2 separate regions of the Homo sapiens genome follow, and region 1 is linked to region 2. A link is a contact called in ENCODE Hi-C or POLR2A ChIA-PET data. All regions are on one chromosome and are shown on one strand. Each heading gives the region's core, a stretch centred on a gene start or an enhancer-like site at or near the end of the contact. The rest is flanking DNA. Distances are from core to core; before and after follow the strand shown. Region 1 holds the start of TGFB1 (transforming growth factor beta 1). Region 2 holds the start of SAMD4B (sterile alpha motif domain containing 4B).

The links. Hi-C counts contacts between places; a loop is a spot of excess contacts on that map. ChIA-PET counts read pairs that join two places held with the same protein, here RNA polymerase II (POLR2A). Pooled maps may share reads with other maps.
Region 1: a map with no recorded cell type shows a loop between it and region 2 (12-fold over the local background). The contact joins the promoter of TGFB1 here to the promoter of SAMD4B in region 2. A Hi-C loop is called at or near these places in 1 of 168 maps with a recorded cell type or tissue (naive thymus-derived CD4-positive, alpha-beta T cell), 1 of 37 single-sample maps with no recorded cell type and 7 of 50 pooled maps. POLR2A ChIA-PET finds 5 or more read pairs at or near these places in 1 of 52 experiments (T-cell).

The regions. Positions count from the first base shown.
Region 1 is chr19:41,352,672-41,358,430 of GRCh38, forward strand. It overlaps TGFB1 (transforming growth factor beta 1), which reads right to left and starts at 1,251. Exons shown (of 7, transcript NM_000660.7): 1 at 19-1,251. The coding sequence starts at 373. B9D2 (B9 domain containing 2) reads right to left here. Exons shown (of 4, transcript NM_030578.4): 3 at 5,226-5,351; 4 at 1,746-2,342. The coding sequence ends at 2,029. RefSeq lists silencers at 1-263, 424-503, 804-873, 1,024-1,553 and enhancers at 1,554-1,703, 1,627-2,128.
Region 2 is chr19:39,338,963-39,345,527 of GRCh38, forward strand. SAMD4B (sterile alpha motif domain containing 4B) reads left to right here and starts at 3,459. Exons shown (of 14, transcript NM_001384574.2): 1 at 3,459-3,614. RefSeq lists a silencer at 3,148-3,577.

The sequences.
Region 1 (5,759 bases), core at 1-2,500, 2.0 Mb after region 2:
CTGCCCCTCCGAGCTCACCGTTGTGGGTTTCCACCATTAGCACGCGGGTGACCTCCTTGGCGTAGTAGTCGGCCTCAGGCTCGGGCTCCGGTTCTGCACTCTCCCCGGCCACCCGGTCGCGGGTGCTGTTGTACAGGGCGAGCACGGCCTCGGGCAGCGGGCCGGGCGGCACCTCCCCCTGGCTCGGGGGGCTGGCGAGCCGCAGCTTGGACAGGATCTGGCCGCGGATGGCCTCGATGCGCTTCCGCTTCACCAGCTCCATGTCGATAGTCTTGCAGGTGGATAGTCCCGCGGCCGGCCGGCCAGGCGTCAGCACCAGTAGCCACAGCAGCGGTAGCAGCAGCGGCAGCAGCCGCAGCCCGGAGGGCGGCATGGGGGAGGCGGCGCCCCCCGGCACTGCCGAGAGCGCGAACAGGGCTGGTGTGGTGGGGAGGCCCCGCCCCTGCAGGGGCTGGGGGTCTCCCGGCAAAAGGTAGGAGGGCCTCGAGGGAAAGCTGAGGTCCTCAGGGAGAAGGGCGCAGTGGTGGAGGGGAGGCTTGGACCGGGGGTGTCTCAGTATCCCACGGAAATAACCTAGATGGGCGCGATCTGGTACCAGAAGGTGGGTGGTCTTGAATAGGGGATCTGTGGCAGGTCGGAGAGAGATCCGTCTCCTGGAGGAGAAAGGGTCTAGGATGCGCGGGGGCTCAGGAGACAGGCCGGGGATGAAGGCGGCGTGCAGGGGGTGCGCCCGAGGTCTGGGGAAAAGTCTTTGCGGGAGGCCGGGTCGGCGACTCCCGAGGGCTGGTCCGGAATGGGGGCGCCTGAGGGACGCCGTGTAGGGGGCAGGGAGGGAGCAAGCGTCCCCGGCGGCAAAGGGAGGCGGTCTGGGGTCCCCAAGTCCTGCCTCCTCGCGGGGCAGCGTCGCGCCAAGAGGTCCCCGCGCCTCCGGCTCCCAGCGGCAACGGAAAAGTCTCAAAAGTTTTTTTCCTCTTCTCCCGACCAGCTCGTCCCTCCTCCCGCTCCTCCTCCCCCTCCTCCCCGCAGTGGCGGGGGCGGCGGCGGCTCGTCTCAGACTCTGGGGCCTCAGGCTGCTCCTCGGCGACTCCTTCCTCCGCTCCGGGCCGAGGCCGGCCCCGCGGGCGGCTCAGAGCCGGGGGGGTGCCCCGGACGGGGCGTCCCCCCTGCCCCCGGCCGGGGCCCTCGCTGTCTGGCTGCTCCGCGGAGGGAGGTGGGAGGGAGATGGCCCAGGGCGCGAAGGGCGGCGGCGGCGGGGACCGGCTGGGTCGGCAGGGGGTTTTGAAGCCGCCCCCGGCCCCACCCAGGAAGCGCACGGGGCGGGAGCGGGGGCGGCCCCCAGGGGGAGGGCATGGGGGGGCTGGGCCACCGTCCTCATCTCGCGTGGGCGGGCTCCGAGGGGGGTCCCTTCAGCCCTGGGGGAAAGGGGGCGGGCACCCCGGCTCCGCCCCGCAAACAGGGTGCTGCCTCCTGGCGGCCAAGCGCCACCAAAGCGGGTGATCCAGATGCGCTGTGGCTTTGCGGGCGGTGTGGGTCACCAGAGAAAGAGGACCAGGCGGAGAAGGCTTAATCCGGGGGATGAGACACAGGGGAGCCGACCAGAGGAGGGGGACCCAGAACGGAAGGAGAGTCAGGCTGGGAAACAAGGTAGGAGAAGAGGGTCTGTCAACATGGGGGCCTCCGGAGGGTGTCAGTGGGAGGAGGGGGCAACAGGACACCTGAAGGATGGAAGGGTCAGGAGGCAGACACCTGTAAGAATTGCTCTCCTTTACTGAGCACCTCCCATGTGGCTAAGCAGCCTCCTGTCACTCAACACCCTGCGACCCCATACATTTACTGTCCCCAATTTACAGATAGGGAAACTGGGCCCAGAGGGACCCCGAGGTCCTAGAAAGGACAGAAGCGGTGCCATGCCTTAGCTGGGGTCAGCTCTGACAGTCTCTAGAGTCTGTGCTCTTGACCACTGTGCCATCCTCCCCCATCACTGGGTGTCCGGGGTGTGGATGGTGGTGACGTTGGAGGCAGAGTCCCTCAGCACTCCACGCCGTAGCGGTCGAAGTTGCGGAGCAGCAGGCCGATCTCCAGGTGCACGGTGCCACCAGCAGCTGTGTGCAGGCGATAGCGGTCGGCCCCACTGTAGATGGTGTCCCCATGCAGCAGCTGCGGCCCACCACCCACGAAAGCCCGTGCCAACTGTTCTCGCCAACTGCCCAGGGGCCGCCACGTGGGGCAGGCCAGCTGGTGGGTGCCCGGGCTACTGGGCACATGGCAAAATCCATAGCCTGCAAGCTGGCAGCGGCCAAAGCTGTCCTGGGACCACACCTGGAAATGGAGCCGGGGCCAGCCTGCAGGAAAGGAGAGAGAGGGGAAAGGAGGGATGGGTGGGGACCAGACTCCTGCTGATTCCCCACTCCCTGATACTCACTGGAGACCCCAGGCCCAGTCTTTTCCTCTCTGGGTTTCTGTCCCAGAGTTTCCAACCCAGCCTCCTTTCTAGGCTCCCACCGTCTTATCTATCCCCACACAGCAGCCAAAGTGATCTTTCCAAATCCATGTTACTCCCCTGCTAAGGATCCTTCCATAGCTCCCCAGTGCCCTCAGTATAAAGTCCAACCTCTTCAACATTCAAGGCCCTTCTAATCAGACCTCTGCTGAATTTCCTCTCTGTGTTATCCTCCTCCATGACCCCATGTCAGGGCAGCCCATTGCTCCTCCAGTCCCCAGGTAACCATCATGGGCCTTGTCAGGGACACCTCCTGCCTTCCCTCATGTCCCTGCCCTGCTCTCTTTGGGCCCAGGGCCTTCTTTCTTGCCCCTCTCTAATCCACCTTCCACCTGGCATCTGGAAGCATCTTTCTCTCCTTCCATAGCTTTGCCCATGTCCTCAGAACACAGTTCAGCTCCTCAGTCTGGTAGTCAAAGCCCTTGGAGATCCAGCCCCATCTCATCTCATGCTGATCCCTTCTCCTGTGCTAGACTCTGTTCTAGCTAGCTGGGGACACGGCAGACATGAACATGGATGGCAGACAAAAATTCCTGCCCCCGTGAAGCTGATATCCTAGACAACGAATGTAGTAAATAAGCAAATTATAGGGTAGATCAGATGGTGGTAATTGCTGTGAGGGAAAACAGAGCTGGGTAGGGTGAGGGTGGGGATACCGCTTTAGCAAGAAGGGGATCAAGGAAGCTTCATTAAGAAGGTGACATTTGAGCAAATGCTAAAAGGAAGGAAGGGAGTAGGCCATGTGGCCATCTAGAGGAAGAGTGCTCCTAGCCAGAGGGAACAGCAAGTGCCAAGGCCCTGGGGGGGGACTGTCTGGTGGGGACAGTATGGCTGGAGCCCAGACGGAGTGTGCCTGGTGGGGACAGCATGGCTAGAGCAGAATGAGGTGGGGAGACGGGAAGGAGGTGCCAGCCTGGTTGTGGAGAGCCTTGTGATGCATGCTAAGACTATGGCTTTCACCCTGAGTGAGATGGGGACCATTGGAGGGTTCTGAGCAGAGCAGAGATGGGACCTGACTTAGGTGTTCACAGGGTCCCAGCTGCATGTGGGGTGCAGACCAGGGGGGTTGGGGAAGGGGACTCCAGAGACAAGATTCTTGTCATAGTCCATGTGAGAGAAGAACTTGGACAGATCAAGGTGCTGGGCGAGAAAAGGGTAAGAAGTGGGATTTAGGATGTATTTCAAAAGTAGAGGCAGTTTAAGATTTCCTGATGGACAAAATGGGGGCTTGAGAAAAGAGAAAGCAAGGCTGGTGCCACCACTGGGGGACTGGAGGCCCCAAGAGCTGAAAGGTTAGAGCTGCCCACCTCACCCACACAGCACCGGAAAGATTTTTTTTTTCCCCAGCTCCAGCTTAAAAGACAGAAAGATTATTTAAAAGTGAAATCTCAGCCAGGCGCGGTGGCTCATGCCTGTAATCCCAGCACTTTGGGAGGCCGAGGCAGGTGGATCACCTGAGGTCAGGAGTTCGAGACCAGCCTGACCACCTTGGTGAAACGCCATCTCTATTAAAAAAAAAAAAGGCAAAAATTAGCCAGATGTGGTGGCACGTGGCTGTAGTCCCAGCTACTCGTGAGGCTGAGGCAGGAGAATTGCTTGAACCTGGGAGGCAGAGGTTGCAGTGAGCTGAGATCTTGCCACTACACTCCAGCCTGGGCAACAGAGTGAAACTCTGTCTCCAAAAAAAAAAAGGTGAAATCTCACTTGTCCATTACCTGCTCTGGCTCCCAAGTGCCTTCAGGAGATGGCCTCAGCTCCTCAGCCTGGCACTCAAGGCCCTGCATGGCCTGTCCCCTTCTGCCTTTCCCCTCTGCCGTCCCGCTCTCCCTCAATCCACTAGATGCCCTTGGCTCACTTTCCCCTTTGAGTCTTCCACGTAGCTCCCTCTGCCTAGAACCTTCTTCTATCCCTCTGCCTTATTAGCTCCGCTGGCCCTTCACAGCAAAGTTCAGAAGCCCCCTCCTCCAGGAAGCCCTCTCTGACCTCCCTGACAGAGTCAGCCACTTCCTCTGGGCTCCCACAGCCTCTCCAAATCACCTATCTTAGTCCTGCCCACTCTGAGGTGCCACTGTCTGGAGAGAGGTGTGTCCCCCCATAGGACGGTGAACCCTGTGAGGACAAGGCTAAGGGACACTGCCTTGATCCTCAATGTCTCCCTGGCATCACCCAACACAGGCTGGACACAGGGCAGGTACCAGGTAGACGTTCTTTATATTGGTGAAATATATGGCACATTTACCTAGGCAATTTCTCAGAATCAACTCATCTCCAGGAACCCACATTTTCTACTAGAAAGGCTTTCTGATGCCGCTCCTCCCCCAGTACTGATTTCCCCTTTGAGCAGCAGCTCTACTTTCAAGCCGAGGAGCCCTTCCTGGAGAAACAGCCCTTGCCTCTCTCAGACCCTGCCTCCCGGCTTCCTCTTTATTGGAGACTCTCGTTTTGTCTCTTTACTTGAATGCCACCTCCCCTCCCACCCTGACCCCCCACCTTCCCACCTCCTGCTCCACCCTGGCCTCTGCCCTAATCATACAAACTTGGGATCGCCTATTGAGCAGGCCTGGGAAGGCCTTAGCTCAGCCTCTCCAGGGCCAGACTTGGCTGCAAAAGGGACCTACGTGGTATGGGGAGCAGGGACAGGTCTTGGTGTTCCCAGCCCCAGGGACCTCAGAGGCTACTGGCCCCCTCCCCTCAGCCTGGACCCGGGTCCAGGTGTGATACCCACCTTGAAGACCTTTGGTGGCGAAGTGCAGGTCGATGGGGTGGGACCAGTAAGCCATGTCCCCTATCTGCGGGGTGTCCACTTGCGTTTGGCCCTCCCGCACGCCTGACAGGAGCTTCCATGCCGCCCCTGCAGTGAGAGCCGGGACATAGAGGGGTGGGAGGCAGCCATCGGGAAGGGGATGCCGCTGTGGCTATAGGACTGTTTCTCTGTGGCATCTACTGGTAGGGGTTACGAAGCATGGACTCTGGAACCAAGTATCTGGGTTCAAATCCTGGCACTACCTCTTCCTGCCTCTGCAACCTTGGGCAAGTTAGCTTTCTCTGCCTTGGTCTCCCCATCTATAAAATGAGCTGAGTAATAATGCATTCCTCATTGTCTTCATTTGTTTTCTGTTACTCTTAACATAATATCCAAAACTGGATAATTTATAAAGAAAAGGAATTTCTATCTCACAGTTATAGGAGACTGACCAAGGTGGAGGAGCCCCATCTAGTAAGAGCCTTCTTGCTGGAACTCTTCAGAGAGTCCCAAGGC
Region 2 (6,565 bases), core at 2,209-4,708:
CCTCGTGATCAGCCCACCTCAGCTTCCCAAAGTGCTGGGATTACAGGTGTGAGCCACCGCGCCTAGCCATATTTTTGTATTTTTAGTAGAGACAGGGTTTTACCATGTTGGCCAGGCTGGTCTCAAACCCTCCCATGGGCCAGACACAGTGGCTCATGCCTGTAATCCCAGCACTTTGGGAGGCCAAGGCAGGAGAATTGCTTGAGACCAGGAGTTCAAGACCAGCCTGGGCAACATAGCAAGACCTTGTCTCTACAAAAAAATTTTAAAAGTAGCCGGGCATGGTGGCATGTGTCTGTAATCCCAGGTACCAGCTACTTGGGAGGCTGAGGTTGGGAGGATCACTTGAGCCCAGGAGTTTGAGGCTGCAGTGAGCTAGGATCACACCACTGCACTCCAGCCCAGGTGACAGAGTAAGATCCTATCTCTAAAAACCAAACAGCAGGCCAGGCGCAGTGGCTCACGCCTGTAATCCCAACACTTTGGGAGGCCGAGGCAGGCAGATCACTTGAGTCCAGGAGTTCAAGACCAGCCTGGGCAACATGGTGAAACCCCATCTCTACTAAAAATACAAAACTTAGCCAGGTTTGATGGCATACGGCTGTAGTTCCAGCTACTCCAGAGGCTGAGGCAGGAGAATCACTTGAACCCAGGAGGCAGGGGTTGCAGTGAGCCGAGGTTGCAGTGAGCCGCGATCGCACCACTACAATCCAGTCTGGGCAACAGAGTGAGACCCTGCCCCCCCCCCCCACACACACACACACACACACACACACACACACCAACAATGACTAAAATACTAAGTTATCTGTCACCACCCCTACCCCATTGCCTCTTGGACCTTGTCCTTCACTGCCCTCTTTTGCTCACTCCACTCCAGCAATGCTGGCCCCTTTGTGGTTCTGTGAATGATCCTACTACATGGCCTTTGCACTTGCTGTTTTCTCTTTCTGGAACCCACTTTCTCCTTCATTCCTTCAGATTTCTGTTTCAGTCTCACCTAATGAAAGAGGCCTTTCCCCATGTAAATTAATTCTGGCTGCATTACTCCATTCCCTTAGCTGCTTTCTTGTTATTTATTTGTTTATTTATTTAGAGACATAGTCTCGCTCTGTCACCTGGGCTAGAGTGCAATGGCAAATCTCGGCTTATTGCAACCTCCGACTCCTGGGTTCAAGTGATTCTCCTGCCTCACCCTCCTGAGTAGCTGGAACTACAGGCACGCATCACTATGCCCAGTTAATTTTTGGCATTTTTAGTAGAGACAGGGTTTTGCCACTTTGGCCAGGCTGGTCTCAAACTCCTGGCCTCAAGTGATCCACCAGCCTCAGCCTCCCAAAGTGCTGGGATTACAGGCATGAGTCACCATGCCCAGCCACTGCTTTCTTTTTCTCCTTGGTACTTATCACGAAGTTACACTGTATTTCCTTATTGTTTGTGTCCCCAAGAACTAGAATGTAAGTCTTTTTGTTTTTTTTTTGTTTTTTTTTTGAGACGGAGTTTCACTGTTGTTGCCCAGGCTGGAGTGCAATGGCACGATCTTGGCTCACTGCAACCTCCGCCACCCGGGTTCAAGCGATTCTCTTGCCTCAGCCTCCCAAGTAGCTGGGACTACAGGCATGTGCCACCACGCCCCGCTAATTTTGTATTTTTAGTAGAGATGGGATTTCACCATGTTGGTCAGGCTGGTCTCGAACACCTGCCTCGGCCTCCCAAAATGCTGGGATTACAGGTGTGAGCCACCGCGCTCATCCTATTGTTGTGTTTCTAGCACCTTAAGCAGAGCCTGGCACATATTAGATAGTCAAGAAATATTATTGAATGAATTAATGAACCAGCAGTTAATGAGCACAATAATTCTATGCAGTGTGAAGGCTGTTGCTTAAATGCAGGAGGTAGTGGATGGGGTTTGTGACATGGCCCCACCCTGGTGAAACAGCCTTTCCTCAAAGCGTCTATAATGCCACACTCTCCTGGTTTTCCTCTCTCTGGCTGCCTTTTGCAATATTCATCGACAGCGTCAATTCCTTTGCTCAAATCCTGCCTCTCTGTTTCAGGGTTCTGTTCAGTCCCTGTCTCCAGTGACCCTTCATACCCTCCCCGGGCTAGACCCCTAACTCCCACAGCCTCAATTACCATCTTTGACGATCCTTAAATCTTGGTCTCCAGCCTCAATTTCTCCCTTAAGCTCCAGACCCAGGGTTTGTGCACCTCCTGGACCTCGCTACTAGGCATCCACATTGGGCTTAGTATCTTCCCAACCTGCTTCTGGCGCCCAGTCTCCCGGCTAGAGGGGCCTGGTCCTAAACTTTTCTCCCCCTTCCACTCCATAGCCAGCCAGTGTCAGGGCCCGTTCGCTCTGCCTCCAGGGCGTCCCTCCCACCTGCACCTCCTTCCCTCCCCACAGTCCCTCCCTCGTGCAAACCCCCTCTTTCTTCCCCACCCCCTCCCCCAGCTGCCTCCCTGGACTCCCGATCCCGTTTCATTCCCTCCAATCCGCCCTCCATGTATAAGCCAGAGAGACATCTCTCCAAAACCCCAGACTCACCATGATCCTCCCCGGCTTGAAGCCCTTCACGGCTCCCTAGTGCCCTCGGGACAAGTCCAAACTCCCTCAAGTGGCCAAACAACTGGCCTCTGCTCGTTCCTCACCCCTCCCTGTCTTCAACTCGACCCTCCATCCCGACTGCCTCTCTAAGTGCCTGTAACAAGCCAGATCTCTGTCACCGAGAGCCTTCTGAACACAGGTCCCTCTGATTAGTTCACCCGGACCCAATACAGTTTGTGGAACGCACAGATCACAACCAAAGTCACAGCAACAACTCCCGTTTATTGACAGCCTCCTTGATCCTTAGCGCTTTCTGTGCATTCTCTTCCCACCCTAAAGGCTAGATCTCGCCTCGCCATTCCCATCGGAGAGAGCAAGCGGCAAGGCTGAGAACAGCGCGATGAGAAAGCCGAGCGCCCAGAAGCCCGAGTGCAGACGCCCACTGAGGACAGCCTTGGGTGAGGCGGGCCACCCAAGGGGCGGGGAAGAGGAGGCCTGGAACGCCTGAATCAGGAACTGTGACTTCGCTCGGGGCAGCTGGGGTGGACGCGCGCGAGCCTGCCCCCTGCGGGCCTGGAGGCCCAACCTCAGACTCCGCCGGGCCCGTTGCCCTGGGCAACGCCCCGCGCGCCCCGCCCCTTCCCCGCCCCCCAGCCCCAAACCCCAGGCCTGGCCGACTGCCCGTCACCCCCACGTCCGACCAATCCCGCCGAGGAGGGGGCGGGCCTCTTGGGCCCCGTTCCACCACCGTCGCTCCCCCCTCGCCGCGACCCCGCCTTACTCGGCTCACACCTCCCGCCCTTCGGGCTGCCCTCGCCGCCCGTTGGCTGGCGCGCCGTTCGTCACCCGGGCGTGAGCTAATGCCGGCGCGCGGCGGCCCCCGTCGGGGCGGGGCCAGGGGCGGTGACGCACGGCGCGGTGACGCAGCGCGACGGCGGCGGCGGCGGCGGCGGCGGTGGTCGGTGCGGGAGGAGGGAGGGGAGCTTGCGGGCCCGAGAGGGGGCGACGGCGGCGGCGGTGGCCTGAGGAGGCCCGAGCGGCGGCGGTGGCGGCGAAGGCCGAGGCGGTGAGTCTCGGGCCGGGCCGGCGCGGGGCGGCGGCGAGTCGGGGCGCGCGGGGCTCCCCTCAGGGCGACCCAGGCCGCGCGGGCGGCCCCGCCCCCTCAGGGACCCCGAACCGCGGGCGGCGGCGGCGGGCGGGTGCGGAACGCGGGCCTCGGGGGGCCGGGCCCCACGGGAGAAGCCCCGCGCCCGTCCCCAGTCTCCCTCCTGGGCCCTGGCCGAAGCTTCCCTCCGAAATCTTTCTCATGCCCTCGGGATTGCCGAGGGGCCGGGCCGGGGGCCTCTCCTCAGGACCCCCCGCACATCCCCCTCGGAGAGCCCCGGAAAGCCTGCCGATCCCCCGTGTGCGCCCTGAAAGGTCCCCGCAAAACCCACCCCTCCCGTGGAGTCGCCTCCTCGAGCCCTTCATGGGTCCCAGCAGCTTTCCTCGCAGACCCCCGCCCTTTGGCCCCGAAGCCCCCGTCCTCCTCCTGTCTCCAGAAATAGTCCTCGGAGGCCACTCCTCGTCCATTCCACAGCGTGGCTCTCATAGCTGCTCCAGGAGCCTCCCTCACGAGCCCTGCACACCTCCCCAAGGCTCCCTCCGGACCCCTGTCCATTCCAGAACTCTCCCCCGGAGCCCTGCCTCTCACAGCCCAACAGGCTCACCCGACTTCCCCCTCCCGGATCCTAAGAATTTTCCCTCCCACTTACCCCATTCCAGAAACCTCCTTGGAGATTTTCCGCTCATACCCCCTGCATTTCTGATTCCCCCTCCCAGAAGTCCTTCAGAATGCCCCCGACGGACCGTGATCATCTTCCCTGAAGATCTCCTTCCCATATCCCCAAAATAAATCTTCCTCACAGACTTTGTGAAATGCCCCCAGATCCCAAAAACTCACCTAGAAGACTCCATCCCCCTCCCCACCGTATTGCAACCATCTCTCATACACACTCCCCCTTCACGTATCCCTCTGGACCTTTCCACAGATCCCAAAAGTCTCCCCCAGAGGCCTCCTGTCTCCCCCTGGTCTCACCACCCTAAAATGCCCTAGAGATCACCCTCATGTAGCCCAGTGATCTTCACCGGGATCCCCTTCCCCACCCCCACTCATTCTAAAAATCTCCAGCAATTGCCTGAAATCTCCAGAGGACTCTCAGCATCATATTCCAAAAGCTTCTTCCAAAATCCCTTTTACATACTCCACATCTTTTCCAGTCCCCCACATCACACGCTCCAAAAATTGTTTAAGGATCCTGAAAACTTTCCTCATGGTTTTTCTCTCAGATCCCGTAGAACTCCCCTTCACTAACACCTCAGAATCCCCCCTTGCAGACCGGTTTTAGAGGAATTTTCTGAAGATCCTCCTCACAACCCCTGTAAGACCGTAAGATTCTCTTGGTGACCCCTCTGATATGCAGGTTTTCAGGACCCCCCCCCCCCACACACACACACAGCTTAGAGACCCCAGCGACCCCCTGGAGCCCTCCTGACGTATGTTCTTGAAATCCCTCCAAGACCTTCCTGACACCACCAGAACCCCTTGAATCAATACTTCTGCCTTACTAAGGGACTTTTCTAGAGATATCCCTCCCTGAACTTGCTCACACAGGTCCCCTAAATCCTCTAGAATCCCTTGAAGAAGACCCTCACACACACCTAATTTTCCCCCAAAATAACCCGAGCTCTTGCTCTGAGAAAGTCCTATAATTCTTTCTGAAAAACCCTCTCCTCTGACACTCTCTCAGAAGACCCCGCCTTCCCCATATACTCTTTTGGAGACTTTACTCAGCTTTCTCCTCAACTGAGATCTCTGAAGAGTTTTTCCTAAAAACATCCCTCTGTCATCCCACTCCAGGACCAGTCTCAGAAGACCACACCTTCCTCAGACACTTTTTAGAGAATTTTCTCCCAAATTGCCCTCCATCAGCCACCCACTCCCAGCGCTTCCTGAGACTTCCTCAGAACTTTCCCTCAGATTCCACTTCTGACATCCCCAAGAAACATTATTTAGGACCCTATCAGATTTACCCACTAACTTTAGAATTGCTATTTACACCCTCTCATTTCCCCATTCTCTTTCCTCTGAAGTCAACTCAGAGACCTTTCTCAGGGGGCCCCCTTTTCCCATTATCCCTTCAGAGGTCCCCAACATTCTCCAGACTCGTTGCCCAAGAGCCTCTATGTTTCCTTGTAAAGATTCTTGAGAGACACCTTTCCCCGCCCCCTTGAAATCCCAGTGCTCCGAGATCTTTCTTTCAGACCATTTTTCTTAGGTGCCATGCTCATAGACCCCTCTTCCCTTCAGAGATCAAGAGACCCTTAACACCCTCCTTAGAGACTTAGGATTCTCCCCATTTCCCTTTCAGAAGCCTTCTTCCTTCTCCCCTTTGAGGACCTCCTCACCAAATAATCCCTTCCCCTATAGCAGTGGTTCTCAGTGTGGTTCCTGGCCCAGCAGCAGCCACATTTGTTAGAAATACACATTCTTGAATCCCACTCAGATCTACTGAAACTGAAAACCTGGGAGCAGGGCCCAGCAATCAAGAGTTTTTAACAAACCCTCCTGGTCATTTTGATGCACACGCAAGTTTGAGAACCTGTGCCCTTTAGGAGGATTTCCTTTTCCTCACTAAAAGCCCCCTGAAAGATGCCTCAGGGTATGCCTCTGTGCCCTACTGCCCACTGCTGCTTTCCTGTTTCCTAGGAATCCCCTTTATGAAGTACCCATCCTCCAGAAAGATTTCTTACCTACCTTGAAAGGATCTTGGCTTCTCCACAAGGTTACTCCATCCTCTGAGCAGTTATTTCCGATTCTACTTTTGAATGGTTTCTTTTCAGATCTTCCTCAGTGCTTTCTCTTTCTGGCTACCCCTCCAGCCCACTACCAGCCTTTGGTGCTTCTTTAAATTGCTGCTTCTTTGAACACACATATCCATCTCTTCTTGTCCATCTGTTTCTTCACATAGGCACCCT